2 separate regions of the Mus musculus genome follow, and region 2 is linked to region 1. The links are chromatin loops, found by intact Hi-C in ENCODE. Cell type or tissue: heart. All regions are shown on one strand. Links, peaks and the distances in the headings refer to the core of each region. The heading gives the core; the rest is flanking DNA. Region 1 holds the start of Hap1 (huntingtin-associated protein 1). Region 2 holds the start of Zfp385c (zinc finger protein 385C).

The links. A loop is a pair of places that touch in the nucleus more often than their neighbours do. Peaks named below come from ENCODE experiments on the same cell type or tissue, not always from the same donor. Only the 100,000 strongest peaks of a DNase experiment are listed, where the experiment ranks them.
Region 2: it touches region 1 in a loop (2.3-fold over the local background); 8 of 42 quality-filtered maps call a loop at or near these places.

Annotation. Positions count from the first base shown.
Region 1 is chr11:100,348,998-100,357,316 of GRCm38, reverse strand. It overlaps Hap1 (huntingtin-associated protein 1), which reads left to right and starts at 1,176. Exons shown (of 13, transcript NM_177981.2): 1 at 1,176-1,627; 2 at 2,569-2,645; 3 at 2,955-3,071; 4 at 3,182-3,360; 5 at 3,530-3,629; 6 at 3,707-3,773; 7 at 5,002-5,132; 8 at 5,412-5,474; 9 at 5,765-5,899; 10 at 6,016-6,107; 11 at 7,698-8,080. The coding sequence starts at 1,240. In heart, for the core only: CTCF peaks have their summits at 1,714 (motif pointing left) and 5,011 (motif pointing right); DNase peaks (open chromatin) are centred at 916, 1,256, 1,866 and 2,056; H3K4me3 peaks cover 2,648 bases; H3K27ac peaks cover 1,843 bases; H3K27me3 peaks cover 3,583 bases.
Region 2 is chr11:100,686,679-100,694,997 of GRCm38, reverse strand. Zfp385c (zinc finger protein 385C) reads left to right here and starts at 2,532. Exons shown (of 9, transcript NM_001373887.1): 1 at 2,532-2,597. It overlaps Gm38483 (a long non-coding RNA gene), which reads right to left. Exons shown (of 5, transcript XR_880214.3): 2 at 4,841-7,174; 3 at 4,188-4,746; 4 at 3,937-4,059. Dhx58 (DEXH (Asp-Glu-X-His) box polypeptide 58) reads left to right here. Exons shown (of 13, transcript NM_030150.2): 13 at 1-114. In heart, for the core only: a CTCF peak has its summit at 4,431 (motif pointing left); no DNase peak of the experiment used is centred there; H3K4me3 peaks cover 902 bases; H3K27me3 peaks cover 4,047 bases.

The DNA of each region.
Region 1 (8,319 bases), core at 91-8,090:
TTGGGGAATCGCTGGCCAGACAGTCTAGTCAAAGTGCTGAACTCCAGATTCAGTGAGGAACCTTGTCTCAAAAAATAAGGTGGCAAGGGACGGACAACAACTGATGTTGACATGGACACCTTCATACACCAGATATAAAAAATAAATAAATAAATATTTTAAAAAACGTAAAGTCAATAGCCTTGTCCACTGGAGGATGGTGGAGAATGGAGAACATCAAGAACGATTTTGAGACTTGAGTCCATGAGTCATCCATCTCCCTTTAGCCTGTCTCCCAGTCTAAAAGCACAGAAATGGCTACTGCCCTCCCTAGCTCCCACCCCTTAAACCAGTTCATTCAGGACTGAGAGCCAGCTTCCAAAGTAGCCATTTTTCTGGGGAGCATACGTCCGTCCATGAGCTGAAGAGCACGGGTAAAGTCGTGGAGACCGACATCGATCAGTTCAGACCCTGGGATAACGGATGTTTTGGTGTGTGTGTGTGTGTGTGTGTGTGTGTGTGTGTGTGTGTGTACACGGGGATCTTGAAGAGTCGTCACAGCGAAACATTTAAGCAGGATCCCCTCCGAAGATGTTCTTTTTGGAATGTTTGAAGAACAGAACAGGTGCTTGCTTGGACTGTAGGGCTTGAGAATTAGGGTTGGAAATAAAGAACGAGTGAACGCACTAAGATGGAAGACGTCCAGGGGCGAGCGCGAGAGTGAGAGGGACCTGTGGATGACACGCAACACGTTGAAAGCCATACCGGAGTTTGGATTTCTCGCTTAGTCTACCTGGGAAGGCACAGGCGTACTGCCTCGATTCTCAGGTCACCTCGGTCTGTACACAATGTTGGGTAGGGCAACACAGAAAGCCCCTGGAAGCTGGGGTGGCGGGAGCGCGCGCGGGGGGCTGAAGGGGGGGTTGTTTCTAGGCAGAAGCTACGGGTCCCTCTACTCAAGTCCAGGGAAGCGGCGGCTTTGGACAGAACCATTCTCAGAAGATGGAAGGGAAGAGAAATCCATCACCGTGGACTCGACCCCACGGAATAAGCTAGGCACTAGTTCATCTCTTTCTTTCTTCTTCTTTTATTTACTTCCTATCTCGTCACCACTGGCTGCTTTCTTGCAGGATCCTGAGTCCTCGGCACCACTAACTGATCAACGGTCACCCCTAGCGCCACGCGTGGTACAGCCCAGTGGAGCCCGCTCCGAGCACAGGTTATAAAGCCCCGGCTGCGGCAGCGGACTGCGGAGTCAAGATGCGCCCGAAAGAGCAGGTGCAGAGCGGTGCGGGAGACGGGACAGGGTCGGGGGACCCAGCAGCAGGCACCCCCACGACCCAGCCTGCAGTTGGTCCCGCTCCGGAGCCCTCGGCGGAGCCCAAACCTGCTCCAGCGCAGGGAACCGGGTCCGGACAAAAATCAGGATCCCGAACCAAGACAGGAAGCTTTTGTCGGTCCATGATCATTGGTGATTCGGACGCACCATGGACCCGCTACGTATTCCAGGGGCCTTACGGTCCCCGGGCCACTGGCCTGGGCACTGGAAAGGCCGAGGGAATCTGGAAGACACCAGCCGCGTACATCGGCCGGAGGCCCGGCGTGTCCGGCCCTGAGCGTGCGGCGTTTATTCGAGAGCTGCAGGAAGGTAAACTGAGTCTCGGGGATCCCGCATTGGGCACTATTTGGGCATCTCCAGGTAGGAGGGGGTGCACCGACTCAGGCGCCCCGCCCCCTTGTGGCTCTTAGTTCCACCTTTCCACCACCCCCGCGAGACCACAGTCTGCGGTGCCGGTTTGGTTTCTCTTTCCCCATCTCCCCCCCCCCCTTTTCCGGTTTCCCGATTATTGTGGGTGCGTCAGGTCCAGAGCTCTCTCGCGCTCTCCGCCCGCCTCTTCGCGCCTGTTGCTGTGGCAGATCTGCGCACTCTCAGTGCCCCCTCCCCGTCTACCGCAGTGCCAGCAGAGGGGCGGGGGCTGCGGGTGCGCTTTGAGCCTGCGCTAGCCCGCAGGAACCAGCCTGCGTGGGTGGGTAGAGGTGTGTGTGTAGGGGAGCCTTTGACCACTACTTGTCCTCAGGGGGTCTGGGTCGTACTTTTCCGAAGCTGGAATGAAGAGGGAGGAGTGGGCGGGGCACTGGGCTTCTGTCCCTCCTCTTCTGGGCGGGGGCAATTTTAGGCTCAGGTGCCCGCTTCTGGGTGCTGAAGAAGTCTACTTGGCCCTCCTGTGACAAGCAACAGGTTTAGGATGGGTGACTGCATTTGTTTTTATGATCGAGGAGACTCCAGTGATGGCTAAGATGCCGATTGGGGGTGGGCATGATGAGCCCAGTATTTTCCCTGACTTCTTATCTCGAGGGGCCCAGAGACCCAGGGGTCTTGAGAGTCCAGTTCCTGAGCCCAGAGGATGGTTTTGCCTTTACAGCATCCAGGCCCCTCCTGAGAAAGCAGGAGTGGGGAGATCCGGAGCTGTGGAGAGGGTGTTAGGGCCAGATGGAGTGCAGTCTCACAATCTTTGTTGTGAGGGGTGTAGTGGTCTATGGGCAGCCTCGGCTCCTTTCCCTGACCCACTTGGGCCTTTCCTCCTGCAGCGTTGTGTCCTAATCCACCACCCACGAAGAAGATCACCGAAGATGATGTCAAAGTGATGTTGTATTTGCTGGAAGAGGTGGGTACCGCCTTCCTCACTCAGGCCAGCCCTCATTTTAACTCTGCCCTACAGGACTTCGGGCTTTTGTCTGTTTTCTTCTTGCCTGGGAGCCAACTTGAAGGCCCCTTTCCTGGAAGGCAAGTAGATTACAGAGGACCAATCTGGACTGATCTTATCAGACCCAGGAGATGGTTAATAGTCTTTGGTACTTGGATGACTGGGTGCTGGAGAGATAGTCTTCTTGTGACCTAGCCCTGGTTTCTCCCTCCTGTTTGGGAGGTCCCGGAAACTTCGAAGGAATTGGAATGGTTGGCTCTTCTTTTGCAGAAAGAACGGGACCTGAACACAGCCGCCCGGATCGGCCAGTCCCTGGTGAAACAGAACAGTGTCTTGATGGAGGAGAATAATAAGCTGGAAACCATGCTGGGCTCAGCCAGGGAGGAGGTATCTGGGTTCCTAAGGACCAGGGAGAGTTCCGTGTGTCCCCTCCCCAGACTAGCACCCGTTCTGCCCCCTTGTGCTCATCTTTCCGTGGCTTCTCTCCCCTGCCCTAGATTTTACATCTCCGGAAGCAGGTGAACCTGCGAGATGACCTTCTTCAGCTCTACTCAGACTCTGATGACGATGATGATGAGGAAGACGAGGAAGACGAGGAAGAGGGCGAAGAGGAGGAACGAGAAGGACAGAGGGATCAAGACCAGCAGCACGACCACCCCTATGGTGCCCCCAAGCCGTACGTGTTCGGCCTTTGTGCCCGGGATCATCCGTTCTCTGAGCCTCAGTTGCTCGTTTATAAATGGGCATGGGCCTGCTGACACTGTCATTGCTGGGGAAGCCTTGGGGACTGGGATCCTCCAGCCCTTACAGTCTGACTCTCATCATCGCCCTCCCCCCCCTGCCAGACACCCTAAGGCTGAGACAGCGCACCGCTGCCCACAGCTGGAAACCCTGCAGCAGAAGCTCAGGCTTCTGGAGGAAGAGAACGACCACCTGCGAGAGGAGGTGAGGACAGTGAGGAGGGCGCGCCCTTGGGCAGGGGATGGTGACAGCCTCACCCCTTCCTTTTTCCCTTCCTCCAGGCCTCCCACCTTGACAACCTGGAGGACGAAGAGCAGATGCTCATTCTGGAATGTGTGGAGCAGTTCTGTACGTGTGACACCGTTAATTCAGAGGAGGGCACTGTCCCAAGAGATGAGAGGATGAGCTAAGGGTTTGGAGCCTGGAGAGCAGAGCTGAGGTCCTGGCTCTGGGACTTGGCCGCTGTGGTAGCCCAGACAGATTCCTTGGTTTCCCTGAACCTTCATCTTTAGAATGAGGACTGATAGCCACGGCCTGCTCCTCATCTTCTCAGGGTTTTGAGAACCATTGTTGAGCGTGGTGGAAGCTCACCTGGAACCTCAGCACTCAGGAGTCAGAGACAGGAGGGTCAGGTGTTGAAGACCACCTAATGTGGGACTCTGGAGAGAGGGGGGACAGGCGGGGAGAGCACGCGCCCAGGAAGGGTAGAGCACTGCAGAACACATAGAGGCCATTAGGGTCTGTCTATTATTTGGAACAGTCCAAGCTGGCAGGGTGGACAGGATGGCAGGGAGGAAGCCAGGAGCTGCCAGAGCCTGGGCACTTAGGGCTGAGACAGTTCACAGTCACACACTGATTCTAGGCTGTGCCTAGCACCAAGTTAGCCTTCGTCAGTCCCTGAGGACCTCAAGCCTACCCACTGAGATGCAGATTCAAAGGGATATATAGCATCTGGCTTATGCTCTTTCCAAATCTCATCTCTGTCCTTCTTTCCCCTGCAAGCCACAGCTGGCAAGTCTCAGTGTCTCTAGCCCAGGACACCTCATAATATATAATGGGGTCTCTCTACCCATCCAGGTCCCTTTTTACCCAGCCAGGATGAGTTTCTGTGACAAAAATTCCAAAATGGCTTCCCATTGGTCCAAGGATAACGGCAACCCCTTCCCCCATCTCTGCGATCTGGTCTCTGCTCACTGCCCTGCCCCTCCCCCTCCCCCCTGCCCATTCCCTGCATCTTCCTTCTCGGTGTGGTGGGGCTTCCATAGCCAGAGGCTCCTTCCAGAGCCCTTCCCAGATTCTGCAGCACTGAGTTGGTCACATGCTCCACCTCTGGGACCCTTTCCTCTTCTCTTCCCTTGACACTGGCTCCATTGTACCTCATTCTATTGGGGTTGAGAGTGCCTGGTGTGGACAAGGGATCAGGTCTTACCAAGACATTCTCCAGTCCCCTGCTCTGTGTCAATAAATGATTCTCCAAAAAGAAGACCTGGGGGAAGAATGCCAAAGTCCAGAGGGACCTCTGTGGGGGTGACGGGACCGAGACTCAGAGCCAGGCTGATCTGTGCTTGTCCTATAGCTGAAGCCAGCCAGCAGATGGCAGAGCTATCGGAAGTGCTGGTGTTGAGGCTGGAAGGCTATGAGAGGCAGCAGAAAGAGATCACTCAGCTGCAGGCCGAGATCACCAAGCTACAACAGCGTTGTCAGTCTGTAAGCTGCTCTGTCAGGCCCAAAGCCCTTCCCTGTGTAGGCATCAGAGTTGGCAGAGATGACGGGAGAGCTGTTCATCCTGCCCAGCCACGTCCCTAACCAAGTCCACCCAGAGAGAATCCTACACACTCCCAAAACCAGGCTGCATGACCCCCACTTTATGACTCCTGTTCCTTGTGACTGTCAGAGACTCTGATATGGGAAGACTGGTGGGGTAGGAGGTGCAGGAGTGGGAGGCCTTGGGGGGGTGTGTCTCACACCTCATGGTTTTTTTTACAGTATGGGGCCCAGACAGAGAAACTGCAGCAGATGCTGGCCTCAGAGAAGGGGATCCACTCGGAGGTGAGGTTCTATGATTCCTAGGCAAAGATCTGGAATGCAGGCCCCCCGGAGGGACAACTTGGCTCTCCAAAGAAGACAAGCAAGTTGCAGGCAGAGCCTTACTGCCCTCCACCCTGACTGGCCCACGGTCCAGCAGATATCAGCTCGTTTGAGGTCTGGAGAGGGTAGAGATCAGGATCTTGGCCAGGGTCACCCAGAATCGCACTGTTTGGGTCTGGAGCTGGGGTCGTTGCTTGTGCCTAAAGCAAGAGCAGGCAGAGTGCCTGACTGGAAACCCCTGGTCCTAGCAGAGCCTGCGAGCTGGCTCCTACATGCAGGATTATGGGAGCAGGCCTCGTGACCGCCAGGAGGATGGGAAGAGTCATCGCCAGCGCTCCTCCATGCCCGCAGGCTCTGTCACCCACTATGGATACAGTGTGCCTCTGGTGAGGGTGCTCTTTTTACCTCGGTGTGCCCTGGGTTTCAGCCCTGCTGGCTGATTTCTGCCTTCAGATTATTTCTTCTGAGTGTTGGGGTGGAATGTCTCCCCTCTTTGCTGTAGGATGCACTTCCAAGTTTCCCAGAGACACTGGCTGAGGAGCTCCGAACATCTCTGAGGAAGTTCATCACTGACCCTGCGTATTTCATGGAGAGGTGTGTGTAGCTGGGATCCTCAGGCTTGCCTGGTTCAGCCATGCTCACTTTGGTCCACCCAGTGCCAACTACCTTTTCTGAGTGGAGAATGGTTGACACTAATGTTCTGACCTCCTAATGTTCAGGCATCCTTCCTGCCTCCTTATCCTGCCTCGCTCACACTGCCTAGCTCTGCGGACTCTGCATGGGGATCAGTCATTTCCACCTGAGACTTTTTTCTTTCTCTTCCTTCCTTTCTTTCTTCCTTCCTTCCTTCCTTCCTTCCTTCCTTCCTTCCTTCCTTCCTTCCTTCCTTCCTCCTCCTCCCCTCCCTCCTCCCCTCCTTTCCTCCTTCTCCTCTCCTCCCCATCCTCCTCCTCCCCTCCTCTTCCTCTTCCTCTTCCTCCCCCTCCCCATCTTCTTCTCTTCCTTCTTTTTTTTTTTAAAGATTTATTTCTTTATTTTACGTATATGAGTACACACTGCAGCTGTACAGATATTTGTGAGCCTTCATCTTGTTGTTGGGAATTGAATTTAGGACCTCTGCCCACTCTGGTCAACCCTGCTCGCTCTGGTAGACCCTGCTTGTTCTGGCCCAAAGATTTATTTATTATTATACATAAGTACACTGTAGCTGTCTTCAGACACACCAGAAGAGGGCGTCAGATCTCATTACGGGTGGTTGTGAGCCACCATGTGGTTGCTGGGATTTGAACTCAGGACCTCTGGAAGAGCAGTCAGTGCTCTTACCTGCTGAGCCATCTCACCAGCCTTCTCCTTTTTGAGGCTGGATTTCTCTGTGTAGCCCTGGCTGTCCTGGAACTCACTCTGTAGACCAGGCTGGCCCCGAACTTAGAGATCTGCCTGCCTCTGCCTTCCCAGGACAGGTGCCACCATGCCTGTGCTCCCTGTGAGTTTTCAATGTTTATGGCCCAAGGAATTTGCAGTTTGAGTTTCCTCAGTGTTCCGAAGGTCCTGATCTCTGTTAAGGATTTAATGAGATGGTTGGTGGGGGGGAGACATCAAACGTGGGGTGACCTGGCTAAGGTCCCCACCCCCCATCATCTGTCTTCACATTTCAGCCGCCAGACAACCCCTTGTTGCTGGTTCTGTAAGCGGAAAAACGCTGAGAAATCTGTGTTTTTTGGGGGGGGCGGCTGCTCATCTGCTGGTTGTTTTGGGAATGGCTGTGCCCTCTCCATTCAGATCTCACCTTCTAGGTGGCTTTTTACTCAATGTGGCTGGAGATGAAGGTGAATAGCCCTGGGACCCAGTCCCAGTTTGGCTGCTTTGGGTTCTTTGGGCAAGCCATCTGACCCATCTGAGCCTTACTATAATGGATTTATTTCTATGACAACTGGCTCTGGGATGAGATATCCCAGTTGCTCTGCTCTAGGCTGAAGGGTGGGAGTGAAGAGGAAGGAACCTCCTTGGTATTGATAACCCTCATTCCTCCTGCTGGGGGCGTGGGCTGGCATTTTGGAAGCCTCCACAATGATGCCCTCTTCCCTCACTCCTAGCTGGGACAGCTGAGGTGGGGGACTATCAGGGTGTGTGGAGTGAAGTGTTGGGGTGGCCCGTGTGGAAAGACGTCACTGTCTCCTTGCCTAGACGTGACACTCACTGCAGGGAGGGGCGGAAGAAGGAGCAGAGGGCGATGCCACCCCCACCGGCTCAAGATCTCAAGCCACCTGAAGATTTTGAGGCTCCAGAGGAGTTGGTTCCTGAGGAGGAGCTGGGGGCCATCGAAGAGGTGGGGACAGCTGAGGATGGGCAGGCAGAAGAGAACGAGCAGGCGTCTGAGGAGACCGAGGCCTGGGAGGAGGTGGAACCGGAGGTGGACGAGACCACAAGGATGAATGTGGTGGTCTCCGCCCTGGAGGCCAGTGGCCTGGGCCCTTCCCACCTGGACATGAAGTATGTCCTCCAGCAACTGTCCAACTGGCAGGACGCCCACTCTAAGCGGCAGCAGAAGCAGAAGGTGGTCCCAAAAGGTGAGTGTTCCCGCAGAGGACACCCTCCTGCCAGTGGGACAAGCTTTCGATCATCAACCATATGAGAGGTGAGAGTAGGTGAACATCCACCCCCTCCCCAGTGATCGCTTACCTTAACTAGGTCCCACCCAGTGTGCTGATTTGCATGGACTTTGCATACGATTTACATACTATTTACATAGTTGCCTCCAGTCCCCCTTGGCTAGAACTGCTGCCTCAGTGTTTATTTATGCAAAATC
Region 2 (8,319 bases), core at 190-8,189, 340 kb before region 1:
ATTATTATGCCATGATGTTCTAAGAACTACAACATCCCTCCCTTGCCCAAGCACCTTGTAGGTTTTGTTTTTGTTTTTGAGGCTCTTCATAAATTAAAGGTGTAGTAGAGAATATGTAACGGTTTTTATTTTGAAGTGTAATTGATGGAAAATAAGCTTCATTAGTGTGCCATGCCTCCTCCTAGTCAAGAGATGAACGCACCCTCGCAGATGTCTTTGTTTCCACTGTAAGGCCTATCTTCTACCCCTCTTTGCACACTTACCTGCTTGAGTAAATTTTAATGTTAAAATATTACCCTTTGGACTAGCTGAGTTGTCAGAGCTCAGCCTACAGTGTACAAAGCCCAGGGTTTGATGTCCAGAACTGCATAAAGCCAGCATGGCGAGTGCCTACCTGGATTCTAAACACTGGAGGGGTAGAGACAGGAGGATGCTCTGATGAGATCGTTCACTGGGTAAAGTATTGCCTACAGGCCTGACTGACTGAGTTCAATCCCCCAGGACCAACTTGGGGGAAGGTGAGGGCCACCAACTTGTTTCTCTGACCTCCTCCCATGCATCCTAGTGCAGTCATAAATACTCCAGCACACACACACACACACACACACACACACACAAACACACACACACACTCCGGCACACACATGCACACACAATGAATAATAACTGTAGCTAAGATAAGTTTAAAGCCATCCTTGGCTACATTGTATGTTTGAGGTCCGCCTGGGGTTGTCTCAAAAAAAAAAAAAAAAAAAAGAAAGAAAGAAAAAAGAAAAGAAAGGAAGGAAGGAAGAAAAAAGAAAGAAAAAAGAAATGAAAGGAAAAATGTCTTCTGTGTCTGCCAAGTTCTCATGTAGATCACCAGCAGGATAAATCTGAGGTGCCCAAGACAGGGTTCACAGGCCGAGAACACACCCATCACAGAAGCGGCTCTGGGTTTCATTCCTAGATCTAAAAAGCTTCAATTTGAGGCTCTTTAAGAATGTAAAGTCCTTGTCTCCTTGCCACCCTGTGACAGGTTCTAACTCTTCAACCCCCCCCCTTGTCCCCCCTTCTCACTTGAGAAAAAGCATCCGAGAGCCAGTATTGGAGGGCTGGAGTCAGGTAGGCATGGAGCAGGGAGAATCAGAGAGGCCTAATTTTTTTTTGTTCTGATTTTAATAGAGGCAAGATCTAGGTTGATTCTTCAGGGAAAGGGCTATTTCTGTAGTAAGAGGCCCAGCAGGCACAAGCCACCTTTGGGGGGGGGGAGGGATGGAAGGGTTAGGGCAGATTCCACAGAAGGATGACAGTTCTTCCTGTTATCCAACCTGTATCTCTTCTGCTTCATTCTTGCCCTGCCTCAAAGTGCATAGAAAAGAATTGATTCTCTCTTCTCCCAGTCTTTTCTGGCTAAAGCTAAAAATTCACAGCCACTCTTTTGGGCAGCCATCTTAACTAGGGTAACTCTTTCTCAGAGTGTCCTTGGTCCCTTCAGGAGTCATCCCCCCCCAACCACCAGCCAGGAACGTGCCTTTTACAGGTCAATAAAATTAGCGACTGATGGAGGAGGGGGCGGGGGCAGAGTGCTAAGCTCAGTGGCCTTGAATGTGGCTGGACTCACGGAGTCTGGACGCCTGTCATTCCAGTGCTAAACAGTGACAGCTGAGGGACCTGCCAGGGGGGTTTGGGGTTTGGAGGAGGGCCCTGTGTTGCCAGGAGAGAGGAAAAAGATGGATGCCTAATGTCTCTCTAATCACTGGGTCTTTATATTGCTGACCTTTAGGCAGGAGTTAGGGAGGGGGTGGGGTAAGGGTGTCTCCACCCATCTTCAATTTTGTGAGACCCTCAGACTGAGGGGAGGGAGACTCAGGCAAATCTGTTCTTGTTGCTGCTTTGGGCTGGGGGGTGGGGGGTCTTCTGGCGGAGCCAGGCTTGTGAACATCTGGACCAGGCTGTCAGATAGAATTGTATAAGGTCAGGAGGACTCAGGTTTTCTAACCCTCCGAGAGTCAAGTGTAGGTTCGTTGCCAGTGCTCCTGGCACTTAGGAAGCTGAAGAAAAACTGGTGCTAGTTGAATTCAAATGTGGCCTGAGTGCAGCCTTCCTAGCCTTGGGAAAAACAAATGAGGAGGAAGAGGCAGTGGGGGAGGAGAAACATGACAATGATGATGACAAAAGGAAGGAAGGAAGGGAGAAAGAAAGAAAAAGAAGGGAGGAAAGAGAGAGCCCACACATACGTGAGCAAGCATGATTGGTGGTACATGCATGTATGTAATCCTAGCATTTAGAGGGTGGAGGCTAGAGGACCAAGAGCTCAAGGTAGTCCTGGGCTACATAAGACCCTATTTCAAATGAGACGGGGAGAGAAGGGAAAGGAAGAGATAAAAGAAAAGAAACCGGAACTCCCAGTGGCCCTGTTTCTCTGCTCTATACTCAACAACCTCAAAATGCTTACCGACTCCTCACCTTCAGGACTGGGGTGGGACTGGAGACCCCGCCCCTCCCAGCTCGTCCCCGCCCCCAGCCCGCCAGCCCCGGCCCGCGAGCCCAGAGCTTTTGCGCTGCAAACCAGGCGAGAGCAGGTGGCCACCGCCGGCTGCATCTCTTTCCTGCAGGTAAGACACTCTGAGGATCTCGAGGTCAGCTCGGAAAGACAAGGCAGAGCCTTCTGTCTCCTGCCCGTCTCAAACCTAGGGGACACCCAGAGACAACTAGGCTCGGTAGGCGGGTGCGATAAAACTCTAAGGAAGTTGGAGGGAGCCGCTGGCTCTACGGGATAATGCCAGAGTCCAAGGGCTGCGGAAAGCAGCAACGGGCAGCAGACACTACAATGTTCCGAAGGGCAGCAGGTGAACTTCGTCACCCCAAGTACCCTTTGTGTGTCCCAGGGCAATATATTCGCAGTTCGGAGTAATGGAGTGAACCGAAGGGTTTCTGTTCTGGGAGCAAGTGAGTGACAGCTGTTGCCTATCAGCGTGGGACTTGGGTTTTCTGGTGTCCCTGGGTCATCTGCATCATTTGCACTTGGCTATAGATGGCGAGAGGAGGTGGGGAATGAGGAAATGCCAGAATCCAGAGGGCCCAGGATCAGCAGGTCCATCCTGCCTAGTGTCTTAGAGTCAGACCCTGAGAATGAAGGCAGGCCTGGGATGACTGTGCCCTCTTATGTGGGATTTGGGCTTTAGGATGAGACTCTGCCTCCCAGAACTCCAGGGAGGGTTTTCTGGGAGACCTGATCTGAGATAACTCAGCTGTGATGCCAAGATTCCTGAGTCAGAAAAGAGAGGCAATTTGGGACCTTGTGAGCCACTTAAGTAAAGACCCCCGGGGTGTGGAACAGAGGGAGGGAGGGTGCTACCTAGTCCCAGTCAAGACTCCAGGAACCTTCCAGAGATCATCCCCAACCTTTGGACAGACTGAAGAGACGATTAGGGCAGGGGATTTTTTTCATGTTTTTCATGACTGTCTAGATCCAGCATTCCACGATCTCCTCCCACACACACCATCATTGTCAGGAAATTCTTCCTCGTGTATTATGTTCAAGTGTGTGTGTGTGTGTGTGTGTGTGTGTGTGTGTGTGTGTTATGTTCAAGTGTGTGTGTGTGTGTGTGTGTGAGAGAGAGAGAGAGAGAGAGAGAGAGAGAGAGAGATCTACATGCCATGGCATGTGGGTGGAGGTTGGAGGACAACTTGCTAGAGACAACTCTCGAGGTCCACCATGTATATGGATACTGGGGAATTGAACTCAGATCCTCAGGCCTGGCAGCAAGCGTCTTTATCGAAGCCATCTCATTGGCCCTTGCTCATTTCCTACCATCCTTTCTGCTTCTGGGATAGCTTCTTGCTGGGAGGCAGTGAGCTGTAGGGCAAGAGACCTTGGGGTGGGTTAGCACTGAGTCCTCGACCTCTGTCCTTGCTTCCTTACTTGAAAATGGGGTTAAGGTTAGGACCCACCTCATAGGGTAGCTGCAGGGATTTAATGAGAATTCGCAGAAGAGCATCTAGCCCGGTCTCTGGCGCCTGGTGATGGCTCAACAGGTCTAAGTGTCCCCTCCTGGGTAGGACAGCAAAGCCGATCTGCAGGGGGTGGAGGTGGGGTGGAAAATTTTTAAAGCTTGTCCAGAAAGGGAAATGCCCTTCACTCCTCCCCTGCCAGCCCCGGTCCCCTGCTGGTTCCCATCTCTGTGCTGTCCAGAACCCCTCACCTTCTCCTGGCTGTGTCGGACTTACATCTGCTGGGCGAGGCAGGATCCGGGGAGCGGCAGGGGCCCACTTGGGGCTGTGCCTAGATGGAACAAGCTCTGGCTTGGATACCCAACTCGACAAAAAATTCCCTGTGGGCGTTACCTCCCTGCCTTCCCCGCCTCCAGAAATCCACAAATTGGGATCAAACTAGGCTGGATTTTTCCAGGATGACAAATAATCCTGCCTGAAGATTGTGGGAGCTGCCCTCCAGTGGAGGGAGGGAAAGCTTCAAGCCCTGGCTCTAGTTCTGGTGGCCACCAAAGCCTGCCAATCCATGAGTACCCTTAAAATCTAGGCAAGGGAAGCAGGGCACAGGCCCTAGGCTGGGTACTTTCAAGCGTTCTGCTCTGGCTGCTTTCCATCAAGTGTAGAGTCAACCAGGCTAAGCATCAGGTCCACTCTCTCATGGCTGGAGATACAGTTCAGTCGCTAGAATGCTTGCTTAGTGTGCTGTTTTACAGGCTGGAAGCAGGCCGAGGTCCGGTGTCCAGTGGTCGGTCCTTGCAGTGCAGACATGACCTGGCCATAGGAATGTAGCAAGGGCAGGGGTGGCTGAACCCGGAGAATGGAGCCATCTCTCTACACTGTTATTCTGCTGTGAAACTCACCTCACCGGAAGCAGAGAAATCTGATTGTCAGCCTGCTCTCCCAGGTTGTCACGAAGGCATAATTGTCAAGGCAGGAGGCTAGAAAATGATTTATTGAACATGGGACTGGGGTTGTAGCTCAGTTGGTAGAGTGCTTACCAAGCATGCCCAAGGCCGCCAGCACCGCACACAACCAAGTGTGGTATATGGCAGACCGTGCCTATAATCCCAGAGCTTGGGAGGTGGAGTCAGGGGCATCGTAAGTTCTTCCTGTGTTATATAAAGTTTGAGGCTAGCCTGGGATACATGCGACCTTATTGGACATTTCATTAACCAGATCTTATAAAATATATATTATTGTTATTTTTTCATTACTGGGGGTTTAACCCAGGATTTTGTCTGTGCTAGGCCAGTGGTCTGTAGCTGAGTCATATCCCAGAGGGTTTTGTTTTGTTTGTTTTGGGGAGCCAAAGTTTGACAAAGTTACTCAGGCTGGCCTTAAACGTGAGGCAATCCTCCTGCCTCAGTTTCTCATGCAACTGGGATCAGAGGCCCATGCCACCATACCATTAAAACTTTAAGATATTGAGACTTATTTCTGTGGCCTCCTAGTGGTTCTTTTGTTTTGTACCCCACTTGGGTGACAGGGGACCTGGCTAGACAAGTCTGTGACCATAAGTGCCATTTGGTGAACTCCCTCCCTATACATCTCTCCCCTGTTAGAGTGCTCATAAACCTGGGCTTGGGCCACATATGTCTAGACAAGGAAGGAGTTTCAAGGTGAAATGAAAATTGTCAGTTGTCACCAATAAGCAGTCCCGTCCCCCACCCACCCCCCACCCCCGGGCCTCCTGACCTCATTCTCTAACTCAAAATTAGGACATTTTTTTTAATGTCCTGTGATACTTGAGTGGGAGGGAAAGTCGAGGGGAGCTTGTTTTTCTTCCCAGCATGGCAAGGATGTAGGACTTTCTGTTCCCAAGGAGCAAGAACGAAATCGGCTTGCGTGCAGCAGCAAGAGGGATGAAAGCTAGACCAGAGGAAGAGAAGGCTGAATATCCAGCATGCTTCCTAGCCCCCTCACCCCATTCCCACCATGCTTTCTCACATCTACAGCCAGGGTGGGGGGTGGGGGGTGGGGAGTGGGGAGTGGGGGGCTGGTTCTTCGTGAGGTTGGGGGTCAGCTTGCTGATGTCTAGGATCATTCCTGATGAGAATGAATGGCGCGTGTTGTTCTAGGCTGCTGTGGAGTGCCCCGTGGCACCTAGACATCCTGTCTGCCCAGAAAACAAAGGTTTGTCACCTCTTTTTGTTGTGACCAGCTCTGTTCAATCAGGATTCTTACCGAGCTGTTTGGGGACCAACCTACCTGTCACTTTGGTCTCCTTAACACTGCAAGTTTTTTTTTTTTTTTGTTTCTTTTTGTTTGTTTGTTTTTGTTCTGTTTTTGTAAATGGACACACCCATCCACACTTGAGTACTTATACCCGGCATGCCACCTGGCTCACAAGCCATCCCTGGGCACCAAGTCTCACGTGCCTACCCTTGCACACCTAACCCGATGCCCTACAGTGTGCATCCTAGGCCCCTCCCTCTCTCACAGCCCCCCTGCCCTCTTCAGTGCCCTTCACTCACCTTGGGGGACCAACCAGTTCCAGTGGCCAGTGGCTGACTTACTTGACAGTGGTGCCTGAGGACCAGGCACCTGCAGTGCCTTAGTATTGGGGACAGAAGGCAGTATTACCACCTTCCTGGGACTCCCTCAAACCCTGAGGGACTTGACAATTAGCACCTAGCACCTCATCTCTAGGGTTTCTTTCGGGATCCTGAATCTCTAGGTTGCCTGTCTGTGTGGTTCTTGGGGCCTCCTTCTGCCTTGAATGTGTTTGTCTTCTTTCTGCTGTGTGCTCCATCTCTGCCTCTCCCTCCCCTCTATCTTTTCTGTCCCTACCCACACGCACACACACACACACACACACACACACACACACACACACACGCTTCTTTTTCTCTGGCTCCATGGCTCTGCAGTTCTGTCTCTCTGTGTCTGTTCTCTTTTATTTTGAAGTCAGGCTCTCACTCTGTAGCCTAGACTGGAACTCACTGTATATATAGCCCAAGCTGGCCTCGAACTCACAGCAGTCCTAAGCCCTGGGATGACAGGTGTGAGCCAACGCCCCCCAGGTTCACCACGTCTCTAACGTTCCGCTGAGGCGTGTTGATCTGTGTCTCTGGCTCGCACTTTCTTGAGGAAGCTGAGGAACAGCATGGATGAGTGTCTCGGGATCATAGATCAGGGTGGCAAAGCATCCTGTCACTTCTGGGCTCTTCTCCTCCAAGCAAATCAGGGGTATCGGGACCTGCAGACAACAGGTCAGGGTTGGTGCCTCTGTTCCCCTCTACTGAGAATCTGGAGGTAGAATATTCTCCAATGACAAAGCCCAGTCATAGGCCTGGAAGCAGAACTGGGGTTCAGAATAATGGAGAGGTAGGCCGTTGTCTGTCTTGTTGACCAGTTTGACCTTAAATGGAAGGCAAACAACGTATGCCCTCACTCAGAAGCGTGAACGAGGACAGAGCTGAATCAACACCTTTCTTTCTACTTCGAAGCAGCCAAGTTCCACCTAACCATCCCAAGTCCAGCTTCCTGCTCCAAACCACTACAGTGCCCCCACCCTGCTCCAGTCTTTCCGCCACTGTGGCCACGGGGCCTCTTTAAACAGTTCCCTGGCCTGGCCTCTCTGCTCCCTGCTGCTGGCCACACCATGCCCACGGCCCCTGCACAGGACTTGCTGTGTTGGCTGCTTGTTTATTTGCCTAAGGTTTCCTTGGGTGTGGTGAGATCCATAGCCACAGACCCTCCTGAACTCCAGATGCCCATGGAGAGGCCTGGCCAAATCCCAGCTGCCCTACTTCCTGCATGGCCCTCTAGAGCCTAGCATCTCTCCTCCTCCCCACCCTCCTGGCCTCGACTTGCTGATTCCTACGTGACAACAGTTCTGGCCTGTTTTGAGAGTCTGGGGTGGGGGTCGGGGGGGTGGAGGAGCAGGAGAAGATGTGGAAAGCCAGAACCTTTGTGTTTTCTATGGATCCCCAAAGAGGAAAGCATCTTCCAGCTTGTTCTCCTTAGCTGAGCTTGAGCTGGCCATTTAGGGCCACTTGAGAAAAGGACTCTTCCCTGGCCTTGGGACAGCTACTTGTTTCAGAGTGCCTGACAGAGGCAACTTTAGGAAGGAAAGGTTTGTTCAACAGGCCTACAGTCAGAAGGTACAACAGGCCTACAGTCAGAAGGTACAATGAGAGGCCTGGCCAAATGCCAGCTCAGGCCAAATGAGACAGAAACCAGAGGCAGGTAGACACATTGTGTTTGACAGTTGGACACATTGTCTCAGAAGTCAGGAAGCAAAGAGATGAATTCCGGTGTTGGCTTACCTTTTTTCTTTTCTTTCTTCCTCCCCCAACCCCCTCTGAAACAAGGTTTATCCAAGGAACAGAACTAGGCTGG